2 separate regions of the Homo sapiens genome follow, and region 1 is linked to region 2. A link is an interaction called in ENCODE POLR2A ChIA-PET data of the cell type or tissue named here. Cell type or tissue: Panc1. All regions are shown on one strand. Links, peaks and the distances in the headings refer to the core of each region. The heading gives the core; the rest is flanking DNA. Region 1 holds the start of LOC105376257 (a long non-coding RNA gene). Region 2 overlaps TTLL11 (tubulin tyrosine ligase like 11).

Region 1 (5,368 bases), core at 307-5,306, 150 kb after region 2:
CACCTTCCAGGTGCCCCACAACCTTGCCTGCTTGGCCTTCTCTGAGCTGTGCCCTAAAGCTTCCCCCCAGCCCACCTCCCCACCTCCAGGTTGGAAGCTCCAGGAGGGCAGGGCTTGCTTCCCTGGAGGAGGAACCAGTTTAGCAACCCCAGCCCCCACCTTCACTCTTCCTCCCATGTCCAAGGGAGTCCCCCATTCAGTCCCCCAAGCCTTGCACTTTCACAGCACACCAACAAGCCCTGCCCACTGAGGACTCAGTCCTGGGACCAGGCCTCATTGGAGAAACAGCTCCTCACCCTCCAGCCCGACCAAAGCCTGTCTGACCCCATACCTGGCTGGAGACCCACCCACCGGGGAGGAAGTTTCCTTGTGGTGTCTGTCCTCCCTCCCACAGGACTTCAAACAGACCTTTGTGGTGGGAGCGCAGGCCTCTCTGCTGACCTGGTTCTGGGCACTTGCAACCCCCGAGGCTCTGGAGCCAGATCTGGCTTCCGAAGATGGCCAGGTCTCCAGTGAGCAGCCCCTCCGGCCCGGCCCAGGATCTTGCCGAAGTTGTCACTAAGAAGTCCAAGGCCACAGAGGCCCATTCCCAAGGGTGGTGCTCACCCAGGCAGCTCTTCTGGACAGATTAGGGGGCCTCTCGGCCGGGCCGGCATCTAAGAGGTGAGCCTAGGAGGGCTTCCCCTTCCCGAAAGGCACGTGCTGAATCTGTGTCTTCCAAGCTGAAATTTCAAAAATGACTTAAATAAACACAGTGATGACAACATCTAAAGGTTTCCGTGTCCTTCAGGAAACAAGTGGAAAATTACCGTCTTCCATGCAGGTAACCACATGGCACAACCTCCAGGTCCAAGAAGACGAGAAACACTCCTGAAAGCAAACTATCGCTTCCAGCCATGGCAAGTCGCCCTCTGGGGCCTCTGGGCAGGGTGCAGGCCAGAGCACAGAGGTCTGGGTCAAGAAAGAGGGAGGAGCCGTCCCTACAGGCTCCTCCCCTAACATACTGACTCCGCCCAAGGTCATATCCTGCCCCAAGCCCCGCCTCTGGGCCTTTGTATTTGCCATTCCGTGGGCAAGGCTGGTTCCTCCTCATTCCGGTCTCAGACCCAAAGTCCCGTCCCAGGAAGAGGCCTTCCCTGATCTCTCTAGCTAAAGGGGCAACTCCCACCTCCCAAGTTATCACCCTGCTTCATTTTCTCCACAGAACTACCCTGAAGTCATCTTGTTTGTTTCTGTCTTTTACCTATCATGAAAATGTCCGGTCCACGAGAACAGGGACCTGCACGCCCCGGTAAGCCCAGCACACCTCGAACCAGAGCCTGGCACAGAGTAGACACTCGACAGATGTACTGAATGAATGAATGCATTTTTCAAGCTGGTCTGAGCCAGGTCAGCCAGAGCAGTGGAAGGCAGGAGCGGGGGAACCAAAAGATTTGGGGGCGCGCCAAGGTAACCTCCCCCGAGCGCTGCTCCCAGAGCATTCCGGACTAACGTCGGGCTGCGCCACGCCCCAAACCCTCTCCAGCCCGGAAGCGGCCCGCCCCAGCCCCAGCCCTCCGGGCCCTCCCACCCGCCCCCCACCCCACAGCAGTAGGCCCAGCCCTTCCCAGGCCCGGCAGCGGGTGACATTCCGCGGCCAGCTGCCTCCAGCTGCAGCCACTTCCCGCTAGCGACCCGCCGCTGCGCTTCGGCACGCCGGGCGGGCGGGACGCGCAGGCCCTGGAGCAGGGGTTCGGGGGTCTCTGCCTTGCAACTCCTTCCCCACCTTCGTGCGAGTCTGGGTCCCCACCGGCCCCGCCAGCCCCTCACTTGCCCGCGGCCCGGCTCTCGCGGCGCATTCCAGTTTGGCCCGCTGGCCCCACCCCGGGTTCGTCGGGCTTAGACCAGCGCAGCCCAGAGACCCAACCAAGGCAAACGCTCTCCCTTCCCCACATTTCCATTCCAACATTTTAACAAGTGAACACAACTGAGGTCCAGACAAGGCCAGGGGTTTGTCTACCATGATCCCCTAACCCGACTCCCCACCCCGACTTGGGTCTAGACAGCCTAAGCTGAGAAGGGCACTGGGTTCCCAGGCAGCAGTCCCGGGTTTTCTCTTCTGGAAAGCACCCGGCTAGTCCGGCAGGACAGAAGGGAAAGGTCGGGTGCAGGGAAGGAGGAGACAGGCTGGTGAGCTGTGTGAGCTGCCCAGGTTCCCGATTGCGCCCAGAAGCCTGGGGGCAGACAAACCCCTGCCCCACCTGCTGGCCTGGAGATTCATCCTTGGGTCATTTAAACACGGAAACAAAAACCCCTAGGGGAAAGGCACACCCAGCCAACCAGGTATTTTTGCCTGGGGTCACCCTTTTTCCCATCCCACCAGAGAAGCCACCGCAATGGTATCCACTTACTGAGTCTCTACCACATGCAGGGTATCATACCGTCACACCTCCTTCCCTTACAGCCACCAGCAAGAGGTGCTAATCCAGCTGAGGCCAGGAACCCGAGGCTGCACAGCCTCCCGATGTAAATATGAACAGAAGCCAGTGGGAGAACAAGAGCCACACCCTGGAGTCCCACCTAGGTCCTGCCCAGCTCCTCGCATCCTCCACCCTAAGGCATCACAGACCCCAGGTCAGTCCTTGGCAGTTGCAGCCTGCGCCACTGTTTTAGCAAACAACTACTGAGCTCCTACTAAGCTGCAGACTGTGTCAGGCACCTACTGTGTACAGGCAGGCAGGATACTGTCTGGGGTTATTGCAGGACTGGTGAAGAGGTTTTACTGTGTCCCCAGCAGCAGCCCCCAACCTGGAAAGTCCCTGACTCATTCCATCCCCTGCTGGGCCCTAGGCTCCAGGCTCAGCTCTGCCGTGCACACAGGCCAGGCGATCCAACACCACCCCGTCTGCCCACATTTGCATCAGTCCACACCACCAAAGCCCCAAGAGCTACCCAGCTCCCCCTACTGCCTAAAAGGCTCCCAGCCAGAAGAGCACTTAGTGTCCTGTCCCCTTCCTTCTGAGAAGTTTTCCCTCAGAGCTGTCATCTGTTTATCCAATGTCTTAATAAAATTTCCTAGCAGGGGAGAGGTGAAGATAGAGTCTCAGAGAGGTCCTGGGGCCAGAGAAGCCCCCTTTGGCTCCAGAGCAGCCAAACCAACAAGGAAGGCGAAAGCAGAGTGCATCCTCTGAGCACCACCTCCCTCCAGGGTGCAGGCTCCAAGCCAGGTCTGCTCCCACTGATTTCATGATCATGGCAACAAACAGGCAAGGCAGATACTGTGACCACTTTATAGATGAAATCAAGTCTGGAATAGCTAAGTCATTTGCTCAAGTTGACCCAACTACATCTGAAAGTGTGCCTCACCCCTAGACAACTGTTTTTGCACCTTTTACTAGCCCCCTCATTTCCCTCCTCAATCTGAATAGTCCTTCCTCCTGGAAGCCTTCCTAGATTTCCCTCAGGCAAGAAGCATCCCCTTGTTGAGTCATCCCCACTGTTATAATATCTTGTTATAAGAAAACAGGGCCCCATAACAGGGCCTTTTCCTTTGCATGACAGCTCTCATAGTAAGGAGTCACGAGCTAACAAGAAATGAGCCTGCATCTGAGGGTCAGAATATGTCCATCTCCAGTGGGTCTCCCACCCTCACCAGCTGTCTGCTGTTGCTTCCTCTGTGCCCTCCTTCCTAGCCCCTGCTCAGAAGTCTGCATAACCGCTTGCAGGCTCCTTTCAGCAACATCTTTTTTTTTTTTTTTTTTGAGACGGAGTCTCGCTCTGTTGCCCAGGCCGGACTGCGGACTGCAATGGCGCAATCTCGGCTCACTGCAAGCTCCGCTTCCTGGGTTCACGCCATTCTCCTGCCTCAGCCTCCCGAGTAGCTGGGACTACAGGCGCCCGCCACCGCGCCCGGCTAATTTTTTGTATTTTTAGTAGAGACGGGGTTTCACCTTGTTAGCCAGGATGGTCTCGATCTCCTGACCTCGTGATCCACCCGCCTCGGCCTCCCAAAGTGCTGGGATTACAGGCGTGAGCCACCGCGCCCGGCCCAGCAACATCTTTAGTAACACATAAAAGTACAGAGTACACAGTGACCATTCTTGGCCACGTGTAGCTGGGGGAATTTCAGAAGCTGCCCTGATCCAGTCACTCCTGGTTTCAGCATCTCCTGTGGCCACAGAACAAGTCCAGAGCCTTGGGCCTCGCCCATCAGTAGGTCCTACCTGTCCCTGCACACTCCTCACCTTTATACCTGGAGCTTATCACAGGGAACAGTCACAAAGCCCGCCTCCTTTTTTACTCTTCCCAGTGCATGCCCCGCCTTTCTCACAGTCACACACTTGCTTCCACGAGGCTCCCCTCCTGCCCCCATTTCTAATTTTCATTCACCTTTCAAGGCCCAGCTCAACTGCCCCCACCTGAGGGAAGCCTTCCCAGTGGCCCCGGGCACAGGAAAGTGCACAATCTCTCCCTTTCTCTGCCTGAATTCCTGGTCTGACTCCCTTCTCCTGGCTACTGCTGCCTGCCCTGCCAGGCCTTCCTTGGGGTCTGTTCATCTCTGGTTCTCAGGGCCTAAGGGATTCCATACGTGAGTGATGGAGAAACACACACTGCAGGCCGTCTTCTCCCCAGAGCTCAGGATGCTCCTGTCTTATCTTCTTTCAGATCTGAAGATGTCCTCAGCAACTGGGCTAGGCTCTCTGGGGGAGTCTGAAACCCTCCCACCTCAAAAAGCTTCCCATTTCTTTGAATGACAAGAGAGTCTGGGCCACGACTGTCAAGGAATACCTCCAGGCAACGCCTGTACATCCCGTGGGGAGAGATGCATGCATCCTGGGAGAGGAGACATCTCTTCTTTCTAGAGACTGAGCAGACGACAGAGGCTTTTTCTAAAGGAGGGTGCTGCTAAAACCCACCAACTGCCCCAGGATCCGTCTGTAGGACAGAAACAGGTACAGGGCCAGAGACGGATGCCCTGTAGCAAAGTCAGCCCAGGGCCTGGCTGTTCATGAATAAGGGCTTCTGAAGAGACCACAGTTGTACCACAAGGTACAAGAGACCACAAGGGCTTCTGAAGAGACCAGTTGTACTTAGCTGAAGGTGAGAAAACAAACTTGGTATTAGATTGAGGGCCAACTCAGGAAGTAGTTTCAGTGCACCAGCTGTTAATTTATGTGAGTACATCTATACTTGTGTGGCTTTATCATCACCAACAAACAGCAAATGTGTCCTGGCACCTGCTATGTGCCAGGCCCAGCGCTAGGTATTTTACAGACATTATCTCCTTTAATTCTCCAAAGAGCCATAAGCTGTGGCTATCCATGCTACATTTTACTAAAAATGAAGCAGAAGCACAGAAAGGTTGGAAAAGTTGCCCAAGCTCACATCG
Region 2 (5,368 bases), core at 61-5,060:
CTTCTCAGTCAGCCAGGATGGGCTTAACCCTATGGCATCCTGGGATCCCAGCAGCAGTCTGGTGAGGAAGGGGAGGGGGATAGAGCCAGGAACTGGAGAGGGGACCTGGGCCAAGGCTGCAGGCCAGTGTCCCACCCGGGTGAGCAAAGAGGGTTTAAGAGTGGAGGTTCCAATAGCCAGGGCAGCTTCAGGCTAACTGGGCTCCCGGGGCCAGGAAGCTGACTCACTCCAGACCCCCACTGGGTGTTGGGGTTGCCTGGGGGCCCCCAGGCAGTTCAGGCCTGACTTCCAAGCAGCACACCAGACACCAGATGTATTCCAGACTTGATCTGTGTGCCGAGGGAAGGAGCTCACATCCCACTCCTCCCCTGGGAGAAAGGACGGGGGACAGCTTGCTGCGGGGGAGGCACTTTCTTCATGGGGGATCTTGAAGCATTTGCTTCATTGGCCCAAGTTTCCCCTCGCCTGTGGGAAAGTGTCCCAGCTCTCCTCGCTGTGGTCGGCCTTCTGGCCGTCTCTCTATCCCATGCCAAGGCATAGTCTGCTCATCTCACACGGGACACCGAGCTAGTGCTTTCTTATTTCAGGCCAGAATTGAGTTGAAGCCGGCAGAGCTGAGCTGAGATCCTGGGATCATTGGTATGTGCACTGGCATCGCGATTCCTAGTCAAATTCTTGGTAGCCAACCCAAGTCGATTAACGTGGGGAAGAGAAATTGCAGGTTATCATTCAACCACCATTGCCATCCATATGCATGAAGCCTGGGGACCTGACTCCCTTGCAGAATGAAGCATAACCTTTAGAGGGACCAATTTCAGAGAAATCGCCACCGCTACCTCCACCCACTCTCACCGCCTCCCTGCAAGCCAGAATGAGTGTTGCTTTTAGCTCTGTGGCAGCAAAGGAAGCTGCTTGGGCTGCCCACATGCCATATATGTTCTCAAAGAGTTTGATGGGCTTCTGCCACTTAAGAAATTGGTCACATTTAGAGATATTCGCTTCAGTGAACATGTCATGGCTGTATGTAGGAAAAACATACTATTATCTCTAGAGCTTGCCTGAAACAATAGGCTTGTTCCTGAAACAGATGTTTTGTGAAACCCACCGTGACAGGCTCATCATCCTGGTCTGGAGATGGGCCAGTACTTAGTTACCAGCCTCGCAAGGACACCAACATCTCTGCTGGCTGCCCGTTCATCCCACGCAGCTGAGCTCAAAGGGAGATACTCCCTGTGGCTCCTCCTTCTGGCTCGTGGGTTCTGAAGTTAAACATTTTACAAGCTTGAGAATATAGACAGAGGCAGTCAGCCAGGTGTGCCTTGGGAAAGAAGTTTCCAGGATATTGACTGAGAATGTTTTAGTGCTGTTCAGCTAGCATCTATTGAGGGCCTACTGTGCACCAGGCACTATTCTAGTTGCTTCCAGTTACATGATCTCACAGTAACCCCCAAGGGTACCTAGGTTGGACATAAGGACACTGGACTCTTACATCAGTTTCCTAGGGCTGCCTAAAAAGTTACCTCAAACTGCGTGACTTAGAACAACAGAAATGTCTTCTTTCACAGTGCTGGAGGCCAGAAGTCTGAGAGCAGGGTGTCCGCAGGGCCATGCCCCCTCCAAAGCTCTAGAGGAGAATCCTTCCTTGCCTTTTCCAGCATTTGGTAGCTCTTGGCCAGGTAACATGACTCCAGCCTCTGCCCTCGGTTCCCATGGCCTTCTCCTCTGTGTATGTCTGCATCAAATCTCCCTCTATCTCTCTCCTATAAGAACATCTGTCCCCAGATTTAGGGCTCTCTCTAAATCCAGAATGATCTTGGGATCCTTAATTATATCTGCAAAGACTCTTTTTTTCCAAAAAAGGTCACATTCACAGGTTTCAGGGGTTAGGACTTGGATATATCTTCTGGGGGACAGTGTTCAGCCCACTGCAGCCTTCCAGCTGTTACCTAATGGTTCCCCCAAAGTCACATATGGAGAAGGGGTCTCATAGGGCACGGAACCCAGGCTGGTCAGCTCTGAGCTAAGACACTCTATGGAGCTTTGATCAGGTGGCACTCATCAGGTGCTGCAAGGCAGGCCCTGGTGTCAGTGCTGAGATATAAACATGAAGTGATGGGCCCTGTTCCTAAGAAAGTTATAGGCTGGGCACGGTGGCTCATGCCTGTAATCCCAGCACTTTGGGAGTCCAAGGCAGAAGGTTTCCTTGAGCCCAGGAGTTAGAGGCCAGCCTGGACAACATAGAGAAACTCTGTCTCTACTAAAGATACCAAAACTAGGCAGGAGTGGTGAACTGTGCCTTTAGTCCCAGCTACTTGAGAGGCTGAGGCAAGAGGATTGCATGAGGCCAGGAGTTTGGGGCTGCCGTGAGCCATAATCACACCATTGCAGTCCAGCTTGTGCAACAGAGTGAAACCCTGTCTCAAAGAAAGAAAAGAAAGAAAGAAAAAGAGTTGTGGTTGAGTGGGAAGGAGCTATGCATATTGGTTCAGAGTCAGAGTTCTAAGTCCAGCCAATCCAGAATCATAAGCCGGCTTTGCCACTTCTAAGCTGGATGACCTTGGGCAAATTATGCCATTTTTCTGTGTCTCATAGGGAAACGGTCTCTTATGGAAACTGGGAATCATATGAAGAAGAATCCTAACCTCAAAGGGTCGTGGTGAGAATCAAATAAGAGGATGTGCTTAGCACACAGGTGTCCAAGCAGCGAGAGCTCCAGCATCCTGACCCCACAGCCTTTGTGGTTAACCACTGCTCACTGCTTTCCACTTGCTAGGATGCCCCAGAATATTTGAATCAGAGCCTCCAAATGGAAAACGGACAGTGGAAGACTTCTGTACAAGTCCCCAGAAACCAGGCTGAGGAAGAGGGAGAATCCGAAGCTGACTTCAGGGTTTTGAGCTTGGCTCACTGGGGTGATGAAGTTGCCAGTAACAACATGGAAATAGCAAGAAGCAGGTTCAAGGGGATGTATTATCTTCATCCTGGAACGTTGGATTACCGAGATGCAAGTGGGCTATCTGGGTGGATTTTCTGGCAGGTGTTGGACTTCCAGAAAATGATTCTTCAAAGCTACACGAGGACTAAGAGTGTGGGAAATAATTGATCCCATCTGGGCAAATTCAAGTGTTTTCCTGGGTGAAGACTTCTGGGGGCAGAGAGCAAACTAGAAAACAGAAAACAGAAGTGGGTACTCATGGGTTTGTGGTCACGGCATTCAGTTTTCTTGCCTGCAGAGTGGGTGCCTTGCTTTGTTCTTCCCAAGCTGTTGTTGAGGCTGCATTAGGTCAGGAATGGGAAATTGCCCTGTAGATTGTGCCCTGAGCTGTGGCGAGAGGCAGCAGACAGTAGCGTCAACCCCAGTCTCCCAAATGCTGAGCAGGACAGGAGAGGTACAAGTGAAGTGCCCCCTGTCTCTGTGTCATAGCTGAGAAATTAATAATTGTTCCCTCTTCTGGTTTGAACTGGCCTTTTGAATAGGCTCTAAATTTGTTCATAATTGCCAAAGGAACGACACAATAAAAACTGGAATTTCTCCATTCCCTGGCAAGGGGGGTGCATTTGCCAGTGGTTTTTTTTTGTAAAAGTGGGTGTTTTTGTACTTTTCTCCCGAGCATTGTGGAGCGTTTCTGCTGCCCCTCATCCCTGGACCACCACCTCCCACACATCCCCCTTGCCCTCTCCCTCTCCCGCGTGTGTGTTTGGCAGGACGGGGTAGGTCAGTGGATGTTGCCATGACAACTGAGAAAGAGACAGCTCTGACTTCAGCTCCGCGCTTGTTAGTAGGGAAACTAAAAGAGTCGCTTTTGTTTTCTTTCTTGGGGGTTGGGATGCCCACCACATTCCTGTTGGCATGGAAACCTTTGGCTCCCACCGGGTGAGTCGGTCAAGTGGGGTAATAATTGATTTGAATGGGTGTTGGGAGAGGCTACTGTGAAGAGGCAGGACCCTGTGGGTCTGGCCATTGTGTCGCCATAAACACACTGCTCCTTAGGGCTGTCCCTCTGGGAGGGGGAGGTGGATGGGGACGGCAGCCTCTAGACCCCAGTCTGTGCATCTGCAAATCTCTGGGATTTTTAAGCCATCTTGTATCGTGGACCAGCGATGTGTCTGGCATTCTCCTGGGTTCTTTACATTTGGTATTCCACTTCGTGCTCACTAAAGCCCTGTGGGTTTGGTGCTGTCACCACTTTGCAAATGAGGAAACTGATGCTCAGTAAGGTTAAGTACCTTCCCCAAGGTCAGTCAGCCAGGAAGTGGCAGTGTCAGAGCTGAAGCCCAGGCCTGCGTGATTCATCCTCCCTGCAGCTCTCGCCACTCTGCTGCCTGCCTTAACCTTGCGCTTGAACTTACACAGTCTCTCTAGAGTCTCCAGAGCCATCAGGGAGGCATCATCTAAAAAATGTACCTTGATAACTAAACATTTAGTACTTCTGTGAGAAACACCACTGCAAACTGTCTGGATGTCTGCTTGGGGAATTGTGCAGTGACAAGAGAAATTAAATACTTTAATGGATTTTGACAACAACTCTATGTTCAGGGAATTCAAATTGCATAAAGTAAAAAGTTAGACTTTTTCTCTGGACCTGACTGCTAATAGGCATGCCTAATTTATTAGTCAGATTCTTTAAAAAATCTAATCTTGATAGGACCAGAGTTCTTTGAGGAAAGAATGTCATGGGTCGAAGGAGGCCGCGAAATCTTCCTGGAGGAGGTGGGGCTTGAGTTGACCCAACATCCCTAGCTGCAGAGTTAGTACTCAATAAATATATGTCAAAGGAGTCATATAACAGCTACCATTTCTTTGGTACTTACGATGTTCCAACCAGGGTGCCAGCCCCTTGTTTATACCACCCCATCAAGTCCCTCAACACCTCTGGAGAGTGGATTCTATCGTCCATCTCCATTTTACAGAAGAGAACCAGAGGCTGAGTATTGATCTCCATTTCCTAAGGCCACACAATTGGTAAGGGGTGGAACCAGAATGACCGTTATTCTCATCACCATAAATTATTAATGTGGTATTTTTGCCCTAAAGATGGGTTTATAGACCCATAAGCTGAAAAATGACGCCCAAAGGTCACCCTGCCCATTTTCTTGTCTTCAGGCAAAATTACCCCAAATTCTTCATGTTCTCTGTCTTAAAGAATACTTTACTTACACAATCATGTATCAGCATGTGTTTTTTGTATCACCTATTAGATGTACAGTACTGCCAGAAGAACAAAAATGGATTCTATTTCTGGCAAACTCAGAGTCTATCAGGAAAAAGAAGCCACAAACTTAAATGACTGTGATATAAATTTAGAAAATGATAAATTCCACTATAAAGTACTGTGGGAATCAGGAAGAGAGTATTTCTGAGTGGGAA

What was found. Peaks named below come from ENCODE experiments on the same cell type or tissue, not always from the same donor. Only the 100,000 strongest peaks of a DNase experiment are listed, where the experiment ranks them.
Region 1: POLR2A ChIA-PET joins it to region 2 with 6 read pairs; 3 of 35 experiments call an interaction of 5 or more read pairs at or near these places.

Annotation. Positions count from the first base shown.
Region 1 is chr9:121,732,756-121,738,123 of GRCh38, reverse strand. The region is part of intron 3 of DAB2IP (DAB2 interacting protein); the gene reads right to left. LOC105376257 (a long non-coding RNA gene) reads left to right here and starts at 1,074. Exons shown (of 3, transcript XR_930314.4): 1 at 1,074-1,291; 2 at 2,444-2,613; 3 at 4,645-5,368. RefSeq lists an enhancer at 1-255. In Panc1, for the core only: CTCF peaks have their summits at 2,725 and 2,936 (motif pointing left); no DNase peak of the experiment used is centred there; H3K4me3 peaks cover 1,269 bases; H3K27ac peaks cover 1,626 bases.
Region 2 is chr9:121,882,800-121,888,167 of GRCh38, reverse strand. All of the region lies in intron 6 of TTLL11 (tubulin tyrosine ligase like 11), which reads left to right. Among named protein-coding and RNA genes, the nearest start is that of TTLL11, 210 kb to the left of the region's middle. RefSeq lists an enhancer at 1-216. In Panc1, for the core only: no CTCF peak of the experiment used is centred there; no DNase peak of the experiment used is centred there.